Linked DNA regions of Homo sapiens: regions 1, 3 and 4 are each linked to region 2. A link is a loop called in an ENCODE intact Hi-C map of the cell type or tissue named here. Cell type or tissue: B cell. All regions are shown on one strand. Each heading gives the region's core, and the rest is flanking DNA. Links, peaks and the distances in the headings are about the cores only. Region 1 overlaps ARSJ (arylsulfatase family member J). Region 2 overlaps CAMK2D (calcium/calmodulin dependent protein kinase II delta). Region 3 overlaps CAMK2D (calcium/calmodulin dependent protein kinase II delta). Region 4 has its middle 88 kb from the start of ARSJ.

The links. Hi-C counts contacts between places; a loop is a spot of excess contacts. Peaks named below come from ENCODE experiments on the same cell type or tissue, not always from the same donor. Only the 100,000 strongest peaks of a DNase experiment are listed, where the experiment ranks them.
Region 1: a loop joins it to region 2, with 5 times the contacts of the local background. A loop is called at or near these places in 9 of 110 quality-filtered maps.
Region 3: a loop joins it to region 2, with 6 times the contacts of the local background. A loop is called at or near these places in 7 of 110 quality-filtered maps.
Region 4: it touches region 2 in a loop (5-fold over the local background); 9 of 110 quality-filtered maps call a loop at or near these places.

Annotation. Positions count from the first base shown.
Region 1 is chr4:113,906,405-113,911,709 of GRCh38, reverse strand. The region is part of intron 1 of ARSJ (arylsulfatase family member J); the gene reads left to right. Among named protein-coding and RNA genes, the nearest start is that of ARSJ, 71 kb to the left of the region's middle. In B cell, for the core only: a CTCF peak has its summit at 2,659 (motif pointing right); no DNase peak of the experiment used is centred there.
Region 2 is chr4:113,633,736-113,639,040 of GRCh38, reverse strand. The region is part of intron 3 of CAMK2D (calcium/calmodulin dependent protein kinase II delta); the gene reads left to right. Among named protein-coding and RNA genes, the nearest start is that of CAMK2D, 130 kb to the left of the region's middle. In B cell, for the core only: a CTCF peak has its summit at 2,397; DNase peaks (open chromatin) are centred at 800 and 2,350; H3K4me3 peaks cover 2,710 bases; H3K27ac peaks cover 4,619 bases.
Region 3 is chr4:113,562,796-113,568,100 of GRCh38, reverse strand. All of the region lies in intron 4 of CAMK2D (calcium/calmodulin dependent protein kinase II delta), which reads left to right. Among named protein-coding and RNA genes, the nearest start is that of CAMK2D, 200 kb to the left of the region's middle. In B cell, for the core only: no CTCF peak of the experiment used is centred there; DNase peaks (open chromatin) are centred at 2,310, 3,020 and 4,210; H3K4me3 peaks cover 2,456 bases; H3K27ac peaks cover 4,200 bases.
Region 4 is chr4:113,889,457-113,894,761 of GRCh38, reverse strand. No RefSeq gene overlaps it. Among named protein-coding and RNA genes, the nearest start is that of ARSJ, 88 kb to the left of the region's middle. In B cell, for the core only: no CTCF peak of the experiment used is centred there; no DNase peak of the experiment used is centred there.

The DNA.
Region 1 (5,305 bases), core at 203-5,202, 270 kb before region 2:
TGTCTTCCTATTTATTCCTATCCCTTTTCTGGATTTCTTAACTCAATGCAAAGATTTCCTTACACCCGGCCACCCAGACCAGACACTTTGGACTCATCTTTAACATTTCCTTCTCCCACACTTCCCACATATAGTCTGTAACCCTATCAAATGTCTCTCTTTATAATATCTAATCTTCCCTTTACTGCATCCTCACTGTAACAAATCTCAGTCTTGGATATCATCCTCTATCTCTTAGATTAGGCCACTTCTCCCTGCCTAGGTCTTGTTCCACTCCAATCCATTCTTCACACTACAACCAGAGTTGATTTTTCCAACGCAAAGCTTCGATTGTGTCATTCTCTTTTCAAAAGTATTCTGTGACTTCCTGTGACCTTCACATTAAGTAAGAAAACCTTAGTACAGCTCTATCCTCTAATACAGCACCCTGTCATTGAGCACCTACTTACCTCTATAGACTAGTCAAGATATGTCTGAATCTCTCCCCTTATATTCTAATATTCTAAATTGTTGATCTACAGAGACCCAAATTCTCTCTCACTTTTTGCATTCAAACATTCTGCTTCTCTCACTGAAACACTTTGTCTTCCCTTCAACTCTTCACCTGGATGGCTCCTCCTGCTGCAAAAATCATCTCAGATTCACCTTCCCTTGTGAATGCTCTTTTGTCCAAGTCGTTTCAGCTGCTTGCACTACCTGCTTTCATTCCACACTCACCCAGATACTCCTGAATGCACTGAAACTCAAATGAAACATGGCCCCTTCTGAGAGGTGTCCTGACTCTACTATGAGCACTTATAAAATGCTGTGGTTCTCTACTCTAACACTTAGTCCTGTCATAATAATCCTCTAATGGCTTGTCTGTTTCTCCAATTATACTGAGTTCCTTGAGAGCAGAGACCATCTTATTCACCTGTTGTAATCCCCAAAGCTAGCACAGTGTAGGAGAAGGAGTGTTAAACAAGCAATTAATTCACTTATTCATGAGATTAAACAACTAGGCATATATTTGTTGCCACAGCCCGCCCCACTTTCACCCCTTTCCAGAAGATATAATTAACTGAAAGATAAAATTAAGGCCCATAAATAGAATTTATTTATAGACAAGAGAGTCTTTTGGAAGGCAGTCATAAGCAAACACCTTTCAGAATATGGAAAATTAGTTATATTCTTCCTACATAAATATCCAAGTGATATTTGATTTGTAAACTACAGTCTCTTGCATTTATTTCCTTCCCTTCAAAATATGAATTTCTACTCCACTATTGGCCTATTTTTTACTCGCTAACCATTCTGGACTTTAAAGTCTGCATAAAAGTATTAGTATTCATATTTTATCCCACTTACAAGAGTACATTAAATATGTAATTAGGTTAAAACAATAACATCTTAGACAATATTTTCAGACAAAGAAGAATTCATAGACTATAGTATCCAGCACCCAGTAATACAAATTAATACAAAAAATTATATACCTTCACATATTCTAATGCCAAGCTGAAAGGTCTACTTAGCATTTTTCTTTTAAGTTGGCAGTAAAGTGAGAATGATGGTGATTGCTTTTAACAGATTTGGCAACAACTCTAGGTTTACTATTATTCATGTGGAATTTTCTTCACATGGTAGCCAGACTGTGACAAAAAAACTTACTAAATTTCAAAATTATTTTATTTTTTAGCCAAGGTAATACAAGCATTTGGAATATATTATATGAAAAATCTATTTTTAAACTAATTTCATATTATACAAATAAATGTTAAATATATAATCGATGTTTGTGGAATCTTCCCTATGAAATATCTGTAAATGATATTATAAACTTGGTACTGTGAAGCTGTTCTGATGTTAAATGGAGACGCTTTACTGACACATTGAGCAGTAGTCTTTGACTCATGGATTCTTATAGTTAGGAAGAAGCTTAGAGGTGTAGTACTCTGTTCTCATGCTGCTCTAAGGATATACCTGAGGCTGGGTACTTTATAAAGAAAAGAGGTTTAATTGACTCACAGTTTCACAAGGCTGGGGAGGCCTGAGGAAACTTAACAAACATGGCAGAAGGGAAAGCAAACACATCCTTCTTCACATGGCGGTAGGAGAGAGAAATGAGAGCCAACCGAAAGGGGAAGCACCTTATGAAATCATGGGATCTCATGAGAACTTACTATCACGAGAATAGCATGAGGAAAACTGCCCCCATGATTCAATTACCTCTCACCAGGTCCCTCTCACGACATGTGGGGATTATGGGAACTACAGTTCAGATGAGATTTGGGTGGGGGCACAGCCAAACCATATTAGAGGTCATCTAGCACTTCGTTTCCAATTCAGGAATCCCTTTTACAAAATCCTTGGCAAATGCTTATCTAGCCTGTTTACTATTTTTTTGTTTGTTTATTTTCTTTTTTAGAATGTTATTTTCCACAATGGGTTGAAATCAGCCTCTTTATAATATTGACCATTAGTCCTAATTCTATGCTTTGAAATAAAACAGAGAGGAGTTGAACTATCCACCACTCTCCAGGTTATAAAAGCAACAAATCTAGAAATCATTCCTAATTCTTTTTTTTTCCACTCCTTCTGTACTTCTCTCACTGATTTAGTCCTATCAGTTCTAAATCTAAATATACATTTCATCCATCTACCTCTTTCCATTTTTACTGCCACTAGATGGTAGTCCAAGCCACCATCATCTTTGACCTAGACAAATCTAAACAATCTCTAAACAATCTCTTCTAAACAATTAGAAGAGATTGTTTAGAAAAATTCTTTTCTAAACAATCTGTGTTTCAATTCTCATCTTTCTAAAATCCACTTTCTATACCAGTGGTCTCCAAATTGGAATACATACACCAAAGGGTAATGCAAGATGATTCATTGGGATGCAAAAAGAAATAAAAGAAATTCTACTTACATTTATTTTTATCTCATCCCCTTTAATTTCTATTCTGTGTAAGTTTTATAATGTTCCTAAATTAATACAGTATGCATGAGTGTAATTTATAAATAAGTAAACGTGCATATATTAGGGGAACATGCTTAAATATTGAATACTATTTTTCAGATGTGTTCTAATTAACATAATGGGATTATTACTCGTCAGAATTTGCACACTGCCTTTATATAGATTAATTACAACTATAGCTCTCATTTGTCTCTTGCTTTTTATTAAATTTGTAGTCTGATATATTCAACTTCTCAGATCCATTTATGTAGTCTTATATAGCTGACGTGTAAAAAATGGATTTTTAAATAAAATATCTTTTATTTATCCCAGTTAGATTTTCTTACATCTTGTTTTAAATTTTGAGACAATCTTATAGAAAAATTGCAAGTGCAGCACAAATAGCATTTTTCCTGAATTAAGAGTTAAGAGCCAACGTGATGTCCCATCACCCTCAATACTTTAGTATTTCCTACCAACAAGAGTATTCTCCTGTGTTAGCCACAAAACCATCAAAATCAGGAAGCATTGTTATTCCATTTTAATCCTGAGATCCCATTTAAGTTTTGCCAGTTCTCTAAATACGTTCTTTATTGAAACTATTCCAATTCAAAACCACATATTGCATTTAATTGTCATGTCTCCTTAGTCTCTTTCTTTTAATTCCTTCCAGTTTTTATTTTAGGATCTAGGGGTTTACGTGCAGTTTTGTTACATGGATAAATTGCATGTCACGGAGGTTTGGTGTACAGATATATCGTCACCCAGGTAGTGAGCATACTACCCGATGGGTAGTTTTTCAAGCCTCACCCTTCTCCCACCCTCCATCCTGAAGTGGGTCCTGGTGTCTTTTGTTCCCTTCTTTGTGTTCATGTGCAATCAAAGTTTAGCACTCACTTATAAGTGAGAACATGTGGTATTTGGTTTTCTGTTTCTGTGTTAATTCACTTAGGATAATGGCCTCCAGCTGCATCCATATTACTGCAAAGGACATGATTTTGTTCTTTTTTATGGCTGTATAGTATTCTGTGGGTTATACGTACCACATTTTCTTTATCCAATCTCCTATTTATGGGGATTCAGGTTGATTCCAGGTCTTGCTGTTTTGAATAGTGCTGTGAGGACTTATTTTCTGAGTTGTTTTTCTTTCTTTTCTTTACTTTTTTTCAACTAAATGAAACACTCCTACCTGCCCCACAGACTTGTGGAGGCCAGAGAAGAGCATATCAGTAAAAAAAATTTTCATATTATATTCACTTTCATTAAAGTGTAAGATTATCATTCTTACCCCCAACTAAAGTGCTAACATACAGTTGATTTTTCATTATTTTATTGAAAAAGAATAATAGGCAGCCCTTTCAAATGCTAAATCATTCCTAAGCTATTTACCTAATGCTGATCCTTTTTAAAAAAAGACAATGAAGCTAACTTGGCAGGACTTTTCTTTTTTGACTTTGTCCCATTTGTTATTTTTGAAATGCTTACAAATCACATACTTTAAAAAAATCATTCTCAAATTTTTCTGGGATCAACATAAGTCTCACTATCCGGTTTACAAATCCTTCCTTTCTTTAATTGGAAAGTTAGAACAGATTTGCTTCTCAAGACTTCTGGCATCTTTCCTCTGCTCCTTGATTTTTCAAAAAGTACTGATATTAACTCTTAAAAAGAACAGAGAGTGCATCGGACTTTGCCACTGTTGATCAAGAATCAGTTTCACAGCCTGGTGGGGCAGGTTGAGGGTGCTGGGGAGAAAACCACAACTTCTCTACATCTCTATTTTCTCATCTATAAAATGAACTTAAAAAATCTGACTTCTCACTGTTGCAGTGAAACTTAAATGCAATAATGCATATAAAAAATCTATAAATTAAAAAGCGTTATGCAAATGTTAGTGACACCGATTCAGCATTCTGGGATAATTGTTAAAGCTATCGCTGAATAAATATACCTTCCTTACTAGACTCTGCTCCCTTCCAATGCTTGCAGCAACCCAATATGTATTATTATCCCTATTTTACAGATGAGGAAACTGAGGATCAGAGGGATTAAGTACTTCCCAAAACCATACAGGTAATAAGCAGTGGAGCAAATTCAAACCCAGGTCTGTTTGATTCCAAAACCTACACCCTTAACCCACACCCCAAATTACCTGAAACTTCCTCCTATTCCACCATAGAGGCTGGAACTCATTTAAGCAGGAGCTGCTCTGAAAACCTCTTCCCTGTTATAAGCTGCTGTCAAACTTTTATGTTGCTGGTTTTAAATTTTCCAATTTAAAAACCATTCTACTTTCTAGAGAAGACAGAAACCTCATAGTTGATTAGTAGCTCTGAACTCCTATTTATCTGCAGACGCTACACC
Region 2 (5,305 bases), core at 67-5,066:
GAATTCCAGGCCTCAGGTGATCTTCCCACCTTGGCCTCCCAAAGTGCTGGGATTACAGGCGTGAACCACCGTGCCAAACCTACATTTTTATATTTATTATTTTTTTCTGATTAACAATAAAGCTAGGTTATTAGCTGCCTGGGAAGAGGAGGAAGTAGATTTTTACATTCACTTTTAAATAAACTTTTAAATTCACATGAGAAATTCCACCTTACCACAATTGTCTCCCTAACATGTCTTTGGACTACCTCTGTTTCTCTAAGTTTTTGTTTTTTTCTGGTGTCTGAATTAAGTTGGTGACAGATTTGGGGGATATTTGAGTAGCACTTTATCTAGAGTTGCTTGCACAAAAGCTGAGTAGGAGCATAGCCCTAATGAGTTCGCATTACCGAAACAGGTCCCTGTTTGCTGAGAGTGAAATTCCTCTATTATTTTCTTAAACCCCGCTTTGCTAAGGTTATAAAGTGGTCCAACTGCATTCTACCTTTAACTCCAAACTGTTCTCTTAAATATGTACCTGGCAGAACTGAGAGCACATTGTGTTTTGCATCTCGTAGGTATCTAACCTACCCCCAAGGGAGATATTCTCTATGGGAATCACACCTCAGAAAAGAAAATAATATACTTTCTCCTACCTCTCTCATTGTTCGCAGGCTCATATTCTCCAAACCTCTATCTCATTTTTCTTCTTGTGCTCTGTGGTTCCCACTCTCAAATTTTCTCTCTCTCTGTCTCTATCCTTCTGTCTCTGACACACACACACATACACACACACACCTGTCTTTCTAGTCAGAGCTGTTTCTGTGTTCCTGTTCAAGCTCCATTGTTTTTAACCTCAGTCAGCCTTCCCTTTTCTTCACTTGAATTAGCTTCTTCATATTATGCATGGGTAAATGCACAGAATTATTTGAGTGCACTGTTAGCTCTTAGCTTCAGAAAGGATTCAGAAATTAGAGGAGTGATCAGGGGAGCCAGCTCTGAAGCTACAAATTGGAAGGCACTAAGAGATGAGTGGATGTGTAATACCATATTTGGGAGAAGGAGGATGGAGAGCTATATGTTTGGTTAAGGATGGGCTTGGACAAGGCTGCTATTCTTTCTTGCTTTTGGTCCACAAACTGGTGTCAAATCCTGGAAACTGTATAAAGATTTAGTATTTATTATTATTTAGTATTTATTATTATTTCAAAAACATTTCAACTCTGGTATGTCCAGGCAGCCTATCTCTGCATGGTAGAGGCCTGGGAACCAACCTATGGATTAAAAAAAAATGTGTACTTTTATAGTTTCTAGGAAAAAAGTTCAGATTATATCTTCCTAGGTAGATATTTTATAGAAATTTACATCCAAGTTTATACCACAGTAAATCTCTAAGGGACAGATTTCAAGGAAACCCCCTGAATAGTTGGATTACTGTTTTCTTGCAGCTAAAAATTTTTGATTATGTGCCCAAACCAAAACAAAAGATTGCATTTAGCTTCCTCGATGAGAATTTCTGAAACCAAATACAAATGAAACCACAGGAGGAAAGATAAGGACTCACAAGTTTATGAAACTTGCTAATGGGACTTTAACTCCCTCTTAGACTCACTCACTCAACTTTCTTATTCCATTTGATATATTTTATTTTACATTATTTTGAAAAACAAAATGAAACATTGGGGGATATGTTCCATTTTGAATATAGAACTATTTTGAGAATTGTAGGAAAATCATTGTATATTTAGAATTACACGTGTCCTACAAAATTGTCCTCATACATTTATTCATCCATTTAGCAAATCTTTTTTAATATCTGTCATGTTAGGTACTCTTCTGTACACCTGTGATACATCAATAAGCAAAGCTGACAAAATTCTTTGCCCTTATACTGCTTCTATTCTGGGAACAGGGGCTGTGAATAAACAAATAAAAAAAGCCTGTCATATTGTGGTCAGATTGTGGTCAGATTATGGTAAGTGGGCCAAGTGTGGAAGGAAGTCAGGGAGCATGCCTTGCAGATACCTGAGGGAGGAGCCTCTAAGGGGTAGTGAGATGGGGGTTTATCTGGCAAGGATGGGAGCAGCTTGCAGGCCATGCAGCATAGTGTGGTGTGGAGTGAGGGGACTGGAAGTAGGGCAGGGGCCCTAGGTCATTGTGAAGACCTTTACTTTCCATCTGAGTGGGATTGTTATGGACTGAATGTTTGTGCCCACCTCCCCAATTCATATGTTGAAGTTCAAATCCCCAATGTGATGGTATTTAGAGATAGGGCCCTTTAGAGGTAATTAGATTTAGAGGAGATCATGAAGATGGGACCTCCTTGATAGCGTGAGTGTTTTTATAAGAAGAGGAAGTGACTAGAGCTCTCTCTCCACTATTTGAGTTCACAGTGACAAGGGGGCCATCTATCTGCAAGCCAGGAAGCAGGTCTTCATCTGAAACCAAATTTGCCTGTACCTTGATCTTGGACTTCCCAGCCTCCGGAACTGTGAGAAATAAATATGTTGTGTAAGCCACCAGTCTAATGGTGTTTTGTTATGGCAGTCCGAGTAGATTATTAAGGATAGGAGGGCTTCAGCAAGTTCTGAAGAGAGGAGTGAGCTGATCTGACTTCTGGTTGAAGAGGATCACTCTGGCTGCTATGCTGCAAGAGGACTGCAAGGGCCAAAGCAGAGGCTGGAAGACCTGCTAGGAGACAGTTGGAGTAATCGGTGGCTTGAATTGAGGTAGCAGCAATGGAAATAGAACACAGTGGTCAGATGCAGGATGTGCTTTGAAAGTAGAGCTGAATGTACTGGTGGATTGGATATGAGTTATTATGGACAGAGAGAGGTCAAGGATAAATCCAGAGAAACTGTGAGGATAGAGTTGTCTCAGTGGAGGTGGACACAGCTGGGAGTGAGGTAGAATGTTGTGATGGGAAGATGAAAGGATTTGTTACCGGCACATTAATTTTAGAATACCTATTAGACTCCTGAGTTGGAGATGCCAAAGACGTCATTGGATGTGAGTCTGAAATCTGGTAGAGAGTTCAGGGTTGGGAATATAAAATCAGAAGTTGACAGCATGCAACAGGAATGTTATTTAAAATATTTGATAACCAGTATGACTTGAGAACCAACCAATCAAAGCAGATGCCTGCTTTAACCACAGGCATAGCTGTACAGCTCCTGTCAGCAGGCTATCAGTCCAATATGCACTTGCATTTGCTAAAACATATCCTTTCTACATTGGTCATTCTCAACCTTTACAGATAAACTACAAATTTTATCAATATACCATAAATGCAGATTACCCATTAAAACCAAAAAAGGCACCAACTAGAAAGCATAAGCAGGGAATATTTATTTTCTCCACTATTATATTTGTCCACTCCCTAATTCACATTATGCCCACTGTATTTTCTTGTAAGGGTTAAGTACAAGTATTTAACATACTAACATATTTGTGAAGGCCAGGGACTAGTTTGAAAGTACCAGCTTTCAAGTACAATGGACTTGTATTTGAGTCCTGGATACTCCATTGTACTGTTTTTGCAGAAATAAGCTCCTTTTCCTTCCTTTTTCTGAAAATAAGTCTGTAAAGCTGGAAATAAGACTACTTCACATTGTTATAAGGATTAGAAATTCTATATATAAAGGATCTATTACAGTGCCCATTAATTGCAGTACAATTTCCCACACAAATTGTAGGATTTTAGAGCTTGAAAAGACCTTAACTTGGCTTGTGTTCTTAATAATAACTGGTCAAATTATTATAATATATCACACAATATATGTTGGATTTAGGCTGTAAGCTACATTCAGAAATGCTTGGGCATAAATATGTGCACACTTGGACACCCTGTTTACCAGGAGGAAGTATAAGTTCTTATCAAAGGAAAGAATGATTTTGATTATTTCTTTCTCATAGGTCAGATTGTAAAAACCCAGCAAAAAGTGCTTTCGCATACAGCATTAGCAATCAATTATATCTTTATATAAATATTTGCCTATGACACCAAGTGACTTGCTAACCCCTCATTTTTGTTGATAACCTCTCATAGGACAAAAATTACATTGCCGCCTTGCTCTGATATTTCAGGGTTGAGCTGGTGTACTATTTTGTGAAGATAATTACAAGGCTAGGTAATGCATATTTTAGGTAAAGAGAGTCTGGCCTTCTAGGCTTCCAAAGATCCTATAAGTTCAAGTCCTTGGTACCTCTGTATTCTAGACAGATCTTGGGGGAATGCCTTGGCTGCATTCACAGATAGATAGTAATGTAAGTTCCATGAGGTTTTGTTTCATGACTGTTTATTTACTTTTGATTCTCCAATACCTATAAAGTCTCCTGGCACAGAATCAATGCCCAAGAAATAGATGTCAAATTAATATGTAGAAACAAAAACGCTCTAGTGCTAATTCTACCTCAATGTCATATGCAATTTTGAGGGAAGCAGACACTGAATGAGTATCTTATTTCTGTGAAAGCAGCTTGTAATTGATTTACAAATGTCATTCCTTGGACCTGTGACTGCCAGCATTGGACTCTGTGTCCTTTTATGCTCAATAATGCTTTTTCCCTCTCCTCATTAAATTCTGGATTTTTCTTACCTACTTTTCTCTCCCTACCAAAGAAATAGATAAAATACCATGCTCTTCATTTTATTGGTGGGTCAGTATTAATTGCCCAATTCTGTCTTTGCTTTGAAAGAATTCTTGCCTAAGAGGTCTCTCTCTCCATAAAGTCGATACCTTTTCCAGTTTCCCAGACAAGCCTGAATAAATATGTCAGAACCTAGCAGTGGACAGGGCTATGAATGATTCAAAACTGTCTATTCCCTACAACGTGTAAATGAAAATATAGACAGCTGTACAGGATCAGAATAGGGGAGAAGGAACAGGGAAACCTGGAAGGCTGCTCTTTTGTGAACAACAGCCTGGAAGGTTGGGAAATGATTTTCAGTGTTTTGTGGGACTGTACTACAGATTGGACTATGCCATCTACTTGTGCTAAAAAGCACAAAAGTCTTTTAAAAGCAAAGGTGACAAAAGTCTTTTAAAAGCAAGTAAAGACATTCTCCAGAAATATTTTTAATAAAACATGCACAATAATGCTGCTTTTTCCAACTATTGTGTGGTTGTAAGTTTTTGAACCTAATTCTTCAAATTATAACAACTACTAAAGATTTATCAAATGTAAATCCTGTGCCAGGCATGATGCTCAACCCTCTGATGGATTGTCTTGTTTAGCAGACACAGCTAGCACATTATATTATGTACATTTTTACAAATTGAGGGAAAGAAGGCAGAGATGCTAAGCACTTTGCCCACAGTTACCC
Region 3 (5,305 bases), core at 136-5,135, 71 kb after region 2:
GTATTTTGCCACAATTTTAAAAACATCACTTTTCCATAAAAAAATAACTAGAGACCCCTGAACATACACTGTGGACAGATTTTATTAATAAATCTTATGGTTTAAGTATCAAGCTATTGTTAATTACTTCTCCTAAGTAAATAAACCTAATACCTGGTAAAATGATGTCTAGTTATGTGGTTGCAGTATATTAACCAAGGAGGACTCGTTGTTTTGAAGCAATAATAATTATAACTAATGTTTATTGGGTACCTAGTGTGTACCTGACACTGTTATGTTCTTCAACTATTTTAGCTCTTTAATTTTACATCAATACTATTAGATACTTGTTTTAGCCATTTTATAGATTAGGACACTGAAGTTCAGAGAAGTTAAGTTATTCTTCTGAGTCACACAGCTAAATAGCTAAGTATCAAAGACAGTTGTTCTAACATAAGGTGACTAACTTCCATGCTTGTCATTTTAACCAATTTCAAATTTCATCCATATTTGCTTTGAGATACCTGAAAAATCAGACTATTTTATATAGTTTTATAAGAATTATAAAGCTTAGAAATGTAAAATTTTATGTGGGGATCTAAGATTTCCCCCTGTATAACAGGATCATAGATGTCAGATCAAAAGATCTCAGCTGGCCGGGTGCAGTGGCTCACACCTGTAATCCCTGCACTTTGGGAGGCTGCGGCAGGCAGATCAGCTGAGGTCAGGAGATCGAGAGCAGCCTGGGCAACATGGTGAAACCCCGTCTCTACTGAAAATACAAAAATTAGCCAGGCTTGGTGGCGGGTGCCTGTAATCCCAGCTACTGGGTAGGCTGAGGCAGGAGAATTGCTTGAACCCAGGAGGCAGAGGTTACAGTGAGCCAAGATTGCACCACTGTGCTACAGCCTGGGTGACAGAGCGAGACTCCATCTCAAAAAAAAAAAAAAAAAGGAAAAGAAAAGAAAAAAAAGATCTCAGTTGTTATGTTTGGGGTCTGAACATGTATAATGTTCACGGCTTGACTCTAGTCTGCTTTTTTGGTTGTTTGATCTCAGTGTTAGTGCATCTGATTTTTTTTAAGTAATTCAGTCAGTAGACGTTTATTGCATGCCTGCTATATGCATATACTCTGCCAAGTCCTGGAATACAGTAATGGACAAGACAGAACTGACATTGTAGTAGTTGAAGGAGGAGGGGATGGATAATGAGTAAATGACCAAAGAAACCCAGCAAATCATTTTAGTTCTAGTGCTATGAAGAAAACAGGGTGATATTTGGTGCGTAACTAGGGGCTGATGGCTGATTTAGAGGGTGATCGGGAATGGTTGCTATGATGTTTCAGGAGAAGAACCTAAATGTTGAGAAGATCTGTGAGTAGATATTCCACTCAGTGTGAACAATGGGTACAGCCCTGAGAAAATGTGGCTTCAATGAGGAGCAGAACAAAGGCCAGTGTGGCATGAAACATCCCAAGTCCTAGGGTGCAAGGATATGAAATAATACATGAGATAGGTGTGGGCCAGAGCTCAAAGGCCTTGTAGGCCAGAAAGAGGAATTTAGATATTATGCTGTGTGTTCTAGAAAGGTGTTGGAAGATTTAAAGATCGGAAATATGAAATAATCCGATTTCATTATACAAAGCTCTCTCTTGCTGCAGTGTGGCAAGGGATTATAGGAGGGCAGAATGGAAGTGGAGGAAAATGGATATTGGAGGAGTCAAAGAAAAAAAATGACAATGATTTGGGCATAGGTGAGAGCAGTAGAGGAGAAAACTTATGTTTCATCTTCAAAAGGTAAATTGGACTTTTAAAAATGACTGAACTCTACACATATATTGCAAAAGTACAAAGAATTGAACATTCAGAGCTTTAGGAAGATACATGGTTTTTAAAAGAAGGGGATTCCTGCTCTTTGAACTGGACCAGTATTACTAAGCTGATTCACAGTCAGAAAACAGTCTCTTTTGCTACTTTCCATTGTGAAAAAGGGAGAGACGTTTCTTCTCTTCAGCCTTCCCCCTTTAGCATGAAACTCTCCTATTCTTAGTGGCAACTGAAGATAATATTGAAAAGAAAAAATAATAACTTCACAGAATAAATAATAGAAAGTAAAACATTTTACAATGATGAAAATATGTAGAAATTCTGATTGTTATTTTAGAATATCAAATAACACCACAAAATCTTCCAAAAGTGCATCTAAACTCTGAACTCATTAATAGCCTCTACTAATTTTTTTTCTATTCTGTAGGAAAGCAGACTGTTGAGTTCAGAAAAGGCCAGGAAAGTGAATTTATCCTAGTTTTCTGTCTTTTCTCCATGTTTCAACATTCCCAAAAGTGATTTAAACCTCAAATTAAGGTGATTCTGTCATCTGGGTGGCAAAGATTATGATCTATGGCATCTTATCTTGCACACGTGTGTTCAATTATTCGTTTTTTTTGTGTGACTTCTTTTTTTTTTTTTTTTGAGACAGAGTCTCACTGTGTCTCCCAGGCTGGAGTGCAGTGGCATGATCTCGGCTCACTGCAACCTCTGCCTCCCGGGGTCGAGCGATTCTCCTACCTCAACCTCCTGAGTAGCTGGGATTACCGGCATGCACCACCACGCCCAGCTGATTTTTGTATTTTTGGTAGAGACGGGGTTTCACCATGTGGGCCAGGCTGTTCTTGAACTCCTGGCCTCAACTGATCCACCCGCCTTGGCCTCCCAAAGTGCTGGGATTACAGGCGTGAGCCACCATGGCCAGCCTTTTTTTTGACTTCTGCGTGAAAGTAACTCTTCTAAGCATTTGGCAGCCAAAATAGAGAGGTATTGTACAGCCCTTTGAATAAGCCCTCTTTAATTTGTTGTAATGGGTAAATTTATAGGATCATGGCCACCCAGCTTCACTTCTAATCACCAACCCCCTACCTTGCCTGTTCTCTTTCACAAACCAATACACTGTGGTGCTGGCTGAAAACATTTCTAATCATAGACTTATCTGCAGCTGGTGACTATTTGTGGTCTGACAGGAGATTGACCACATCCTGTGGTTAAATGTTATTATTTTTTCTGAAGACTCTTTGAACTGACTTAACTGCTTTCATTTGATGTTTCAACTGACTTATCTGTAGTAATAGCCAAGCATGTATGCTTTGAAAATTTGAATTGATATCCTTTATGTATCACATGGATATCTGTTATATCCGTTGATGTCCTATTACATTTTGTATTTTCTGAGTATTTTTTAAAATTTAGGGGCCATCATATTCCTCATCTAATATAGGCTCTAATACATGGACACTTGGTATATACTTGTTAAAAGAATAAATATGCAAATGACTAGAAGAATAGGAGTTTTAAATCCTCCTTTTAAAGGAAAATGTTAATAATAAAAAATACCCGTAGTTCCACTTCCCTTTTTTAACTGATTTCATATTGCATCTTCCCTTTCGCATACTGTTCAATTCAATTAATGTTGATTGAGCTGCTAATATGTCTCAGGCAATGTGTTAGGCTCATGTTAGGTTCAAGGGATACCAAAAATAAGTAAGACATGGTCCTTGCCTTTCCTTATCTTGAGGTTTAGTAGGAGATATGGGTATATAAGCAGATGGTCTCGGTGTGAAATTTAAATCAAACAAGCACAGTATGCTGTGAAAGCACAGTGGGTGGATTTCAGAGAAGTATTTCTGGAGGAAACTTGGGCTCTTTCTTGAAGAATGTATAAGCTCATGGAAAATTAAATCAAGATTGCCTAGCTAGGCGTTACCAGCAAGGAATTACATTAAAAATGCTTGGTGAAATAGGCAACTAACCAAAGTTCAAGGTAATTGGTGTGGAATTAAAAAGGGAGAGAGCTCAGTAAGAGTGTGCCACGTTATGGAGGTCCATGCATGTCATGGTAAAGGCCTGAAACTATGTACTCTAGGCCAATCAGTGTTAGCTTTCCAAGGAGGAGGTCACTGATACCTTGAAACTGAGCTTTAAGTATGCGTATGCAAATGAACCTAGTAAAATTGCTTCAGTATAAAAACTCTTAATATAGGGAACATTTTATAAATGGAAAAGTAGACATTTAATAGTCACAAATGAGAGTTTAAAAGAAACTAGTTATCTCCATCAAGAGTCTCTATTTCATAGATTCTCTAAGGATTTTTTAAATTCTAGGTTAGCTTCCTTCAACACTATCAGTCTGTAATATTTTTCACTAAGTTCCCTCTTCCCCTTTTCTGAAGCTTCCTACCATTAAAATTTGCTTAAGTGAAACATAAATCTCGACATGAAGTATATTTGGGTGGGATAGGATACTGTGCCGAAGTTGTTTATTTGTACTGTTCTTAACACAATAGTTGAGTACAGATACACTCCAGACTTGAATAATGTGGCTAAATAGATAGTCTCCAGGTGATCAACTAAAAATAATTGTATTCTGTCATCACTTCTCCCATTGATCCCAAGAAGTGCCTCCAAGAAAATTACCTTTCCTTCTCCAGTATTAGAAATCTGTGGGATAGCACCATCCACCAAACTACCCATTGAACCACTATCTTAGAGTTGGAAACACTGAAACATCCTCATTTCCTTCTTAGGGTCCAGCAAAATGGTTCAGTACCTTGGCAACACGCCCTTCCCTATAGAACCAGAGGGAGGGAGTGGGGAAAGAAAATATAGGAAGAACCAAAAGTGAGGATTCTATGAGAGACAAAGTGAAAGAAAGCTCTCAATGAAAGAAAACCCACACATTAAATGGCTTTCAGTACCCAGATCTAGAGTGCCTGGTTTGCATTGTAGTAACTTAACATTTGTCAGTAATGATGCCTACAAATACTGTGTTTATTATGTGTGTAAGAATGCATTTTATTTTGTTTTTTTGTTTTTTTGAGATGGAGTTTTGCTTTTGTCATTCAGGCTGGAGTGCAATGGCGTGATCTCGGCTCACTGCAACCTCCACCTACCAGGTTCAAGCAATTGTCCTGCCTCAGCCTCCTGAGCAGCTGAGATTACAGGCACCCACCACCAGGCCCAGCTAACTTTTGTATTTTTAGTAGAGACAGGGTTTCACCATGTTGGCTAGCCTGGCCTCGAACTCCTGAGTGTATCTACCTGCCTTGGCCTCCCAAAAGAGCTGGGATTACAGGTGTGAGCCACTGTGCCCGGCCAGAATGCATTTTATTTTTAAGTCCACAGCTAAAGATTATCTTGTTGTATTGTTGAATAGTGACAAAGCTACTACTAAGTGTGAATAAAGAGTTTGTAATTTTGCAGGCATTCATTAAATTAAATAAAGCCATATATGCCTATAAACCTAATAATCTTCTTTAAAAAACAATTTATTGAAC
Region 4 (5,305 bases), core at 250-5,249, 260 kb before region 2:
AGGCATTAGAGAAATGTAAATTAAAATCGTAATGCTATGCCACTACATTTATATCAGAAAGGCTAAAATGAAAAAGATAATACTAAGTGTTGGTAAGTATGTGGAACAACTGAGTGGGAGTGTTGGTGAGAGTGTAAACTAATATAACCACACCAGAAAACGTTTTGGCTGTATCAATGAAAGTTTAACATTTATATCCCTATAACCCAGAAATTTCATTCCTAGGAATATACCCTGGAGAAATGCTTGTATAGATATTCACCAAAAGTTATGTGAAGGTATAATTCATAGAAGCACTATTTATAGTATCCTAACACTGAAAAGCACCCTCAATTATTCATCAGCAAGAGAATGAGTAAATAAATTGTGATATTCTCATATAATGGAGTGTTATTCTATTGAGGGGAACGTGTTGAGGGGTTACTAGAAGGGGCACAAGTGGGGCTTCTGGGGTTCTGCTAATGTTTTTATCTCCGTGCTGCTTGTGGGTATATGTTCAGTTTTCTAAAATTCATTAAGCTATATAGCTAGAGTTTATGTACTTCCCTGTGTTTGTTATACTTCTCACCACTACCGGAGTGTATATATATATATATATATATATATATATATATATATATATACACACACACACACATATATATATATACACATATATATATACGTCTATATATATACATATATATACACATATATATATACATATATATACACATATATATACATATATATACACATATATATATACATATATATATACATATATGACATAGCAATTCCACTCCCAGATATTTGCCCAAATCCAGGAATAAAACTAATACATGCCTAGCAGAGTGTCTTGCACACAATTAACATGAAACACAGAACAAAAAGGCCTAATTTACCCACTCTATGTTTCTTTTTCTTTTTTTTTTTAAATCATATTAACCAACATGCAGAAATTCCTGGGACCTAAATATCCAACCCCAATACATGTTTAGATGACTACCAGCAGGGGTCATGCTAACAGGTTTGTTTCAACAGGTTGAAGCTGAATGTAATTAATTTTATAATTTTTAATAGTTCAAATCCAGTTTTTTAAAATTAAATTATGAAACAAAGGTGATGTGAATAATCATATTGAATGGTAAGTGCAATAAAATCTGCATATGCATTGAATTCAGAATTGAGTCATGTCCAATATTACAGTCTAACCTCAATTCCTATCAAATAAATTAAAAAATAGTTGGTCCCATATTTATGGCTTTCTGATTATAGGGTCTTCTATGGAGGTAACATTATTCCCCTTGAATTCTTCTCTATTGTTCTTATCTTTGCAGTGACTATCCTTGTCTGTCTCTGCGTTGCTCCACTCCACCCCATCCCTATTTCCTCTGCCTATTCACCTCTCCCTGCTTCTCTGGCTCTTTTCTCTTTGTCATCTTTATTTTCCCTCCTCCCTCGTTCAGTAATTATAATCTCTTTAATATTTTTAAAAACCAAACTCATATGTTGAAATTAATAAATTAGAGTCTCTGTACCTATCATTAAACAAATCTTTGGGCAAACTTTTATACTAGGATGCATATTTCCACATAGCCACTTATATTCCAACCTAATCTAAGAGTGAAAATGACTGTTGACCAGAAATTAATACTTTTACCAATAGTCAAAAATAGTGATCATATTTCAACAATAGATAACTTTATTTACTATTGCCAGAAAGATTCATAATTATCTTTGTGTGTATATATTTAATTATAATCACACTTGATTGGATTACAGTTTCCAAGAACTAATTATGGCTGTTAGTGGCTATTAAATAAGAAAATGTGTTTGCAGCTCAAACATTTGTCTTGTTATGTTTCCTAGTGGAAAAAGGCATATACTGACAGGATGCCAATTTGTTTTAAGTGAATTCATGTTACTACCCTGCACAATAAAATAATATACAAGGCTGTGCTTTGTGAATTATGAGTTATATTAGTGAATATCATTTTCTGATTGCCTGCATTTTTCCTATTTTATATACATGATCATTTTTGTAAGTAAAATTAATATAAAATTTAAATACTTGTGAATAAAGAGATGTAGCACTGTTTTCTATCAAACTACACTAATCCTTTCAAGCAAAAAGTAGTTTATTAAATCATATTCCACTAATTTTAAGGTGTTGATGCATTTGTCATATTACCTAATTAACACTGTGTTATGGGAGAATTTTTGTAGCATATATTTTGAATTATTATTATTATTTTTTTTTTTTTTTTTTTGAGACGGAGTCTCGCTCTGTCGCCCAGGCCGGACTGCGGACTGCAGTGGCGCAATCTCGGCTCACTGCAAGCTCCGCTTCCCGGGTTCACGCCATTCTCCTGCCTCAGCCTCCCGAGTAGCTGGGACTACAGGCGCCCGCCACCGTGCCCGGCTAATTTTTTGTATTTTTAGTAGAGACGGGGTTTCACCTTGTTAGCCAGGATGGTCTCGATCTCCTGACCTCATGATCCACCCGCCTCGGCCTCCCAAAGTGCTGGGATTACAGGCGTGAGCCACCGCGCCCGGCCTTGAATTATTTTTAATTGTCTTAAGATAACTGACTTTGAAGAAATAATAGCTATTTGTTATCTAACTTCACTTGTAAATTTTGCCTACTCATTCTTAATAAAAACAAAGTAAAAATTTTAATGAACTTCAGGTTATTAATATACTATATTTCTCCTTTTCCCTCTAATCACCTTTTGACCATTATTTCTACTATAAATTATTCTGTTTTCTTTACAATTCATAAATAAATCTTGCTTTTCATCAAGATTTATTTGTTGTGATCAGTTCATTATGAAACAGTGAACACTGTGAAAAATGTTCTAATTTCCTTATAACTTGTTATTAATGCTAATTTACTCCACGATTTATTTAACCTTTAAAGCATCTTTCTCTTTTGACATTTATCTTTAAAATCCCTTTGTAAGCAGCTGTTTACTGAGTTGAAGCATTTTATTAGCTTATTTGCATGCTGTACATGCTCATGAAATACTGCCAAATAAATCCTTGAAAATTTACCTGGTAGTTGCTGTCTTTTCTTTTACACTAAAAAGCATTGTCTATACATTTCTGAAACCTGACTTCTAAAGTCTGTCATTTCAATTAACTATTCTCAAATGATCTAACGTGCCTTTATCCTAGAAAATGTACTGTTAGTAGTGTTCCTATTATTATTTATTTTTTCTTTAGAGAACTTTGAAGTATCCTTCAAGATACGATTCTACTATAGCTCTTATAAATAATAGCAATAGAGTCAAATTTGTCCTATTTTAGTCATTCACCTAGCTCTCACCTCACTTTCACAGCATGAGTTGTCTTTGAAATTCTCTAGTAGCAGGGATTAAGCCAGTATTACAGAATGAACTCCATATAATTGTGTGTGAAAAGAGAGAAAATGCCAATTACATAAAAACATCAATAACTTCATTTCATTTATTTTGCTCCCTTTCTCCAGATCAAACAGGCAATCTTGATATATAAGAGAAACCAAAATAGGAAGCTAGAGGCTTCATGTTGCTGGTGTGTATCCTCTACAGAGAAAAACAACAATAACAAAACACCAGTGTTTTATTAGTCAGACCAGGTTTTTCAGGGTTTTTTTAAGATGAGAAAAATGACAGCTTTGCAGGAAAGCTGTGGTGCTCTTAGACCAGCCATTTGTACAGAGGCTTAGTTTTCTACAAAAAGAGAGAGTTGGACTAAATCAAAACAAGGCAGCAAAAGGCAAAATTGATTTTTCACAAATCATAATGTTTAAAAATAAATGTCACTGATCCCCTCGAGCTTGATGCATCCCATCTGAGTCCCACCTGAGACTAACCTCATCCTTTGGCTGTAGGTGGTTAACAGAGCAACAAAGAATAAAAAGCCTGAAATCAATCAAATGATGAGTTCAACCTTACTTCTCTCCTCTCAATACCTCACACTTATTCTCCAGCCTGGAGAGACTCAAAGCCAGGGAAGTTGCTGTACCTAAGTGTTTATAAAAATATAAAATGATAAGTACCTAAGTGCAAATTATGATAGACTATTATTGCTAATAATAGAAATATATTATTCTTATTTACCATAGTTAATAAAAGTACAATTGCTAACAGACATATTTAAACATATCATGTTAAACACATTACTGTATAAGAGGCATTAGCTTAAAGTCATTAAAGCTCATGAGTAGATTAAAATGTTTTTAAAACTGCTATAGGTGACTAATTAAAGTTACTGGGAGTCAAATTTCAGCTCAGAAAGAACTTTCCAGAGAAAGTGCAGCTTTCGGTGGAATGCGGTGTCCTCTGAAGACAATGTGTTTCCTCATACTGAAAGAAACCTAATAGAAGTAGAATCATTGTATGCCTGGAAGATATCCCGTCTCCACATGCTAATAAACTAGAGAAGCATCCAGAGCATAGACTGCTGTGAGACCTTGAGTCAAAAGCCGCCTTACACAAGCAACCAGAAAAAAATGAGCTCCCACTGTTTCCAGTTGGAAACGCAGAAATCACCCGTCTTCTATGTCGATCTCGCTGGGAGCTGCAGACTGGAGCTGTTCCTATTCAGCCACCTTGGAAGCCCCAACCACTTTTTAATTTGAGCTTTTTCCGTTTTTTATATGGTTTGGCTGTGTCTCCACCCAAATCTCATCTTGAATTGTAGTTCCCATAATCCCCATGTGTCACGGAAGGGATCGGGTGGGAGGTAATTGAATCATGGTGGCAGTTACCTCCATGCTGTTCTCATGATAGTGAGTGAATTCTCATGAGATCTGATGGCTTTATAAAAAGCTTTCCCCCCAACTTTGCTCTGCACTTCTCCTTGCTGCTGCCATGCGAAGAAGGACATGTTTGCTTCCCCTTCTGCAATGATTGTAAGTTTCTGAGGCTTCCCCAGCCCTGCAGAACTGTGAATCAATTAAACCTCTTTCCTTTATAAATTATCCTGTTTAGGGTATTTCTTCATAGGAGTGTAAGAACGAACTAATACAGTTTCTGTTTTTTGGTTTTTTTTTTTTTTTTTTTTTTTTTTTTACGGAATTTCACTTTTGTTGCCCAGGCTGGAGTGCAATGATGCAATCTCAGCCACTGCAACCTCTGCCTCCCAGGTTCAAGTAATTCTCCTGCCTCAGCCTCCCAGGTAGCTGGGATTGCAGGCACCCACCACCATGCCCAGCTAATTTTTTGTATTTTTAGTAGAGACACGGTTTCACCATGTTGACCAGGCTGGTCTCAAACTCCTGACCTCAGGTGATCCACCCGCCTCAGCCTCCCAAAATGCTGGGATAACAGGTGTGAGC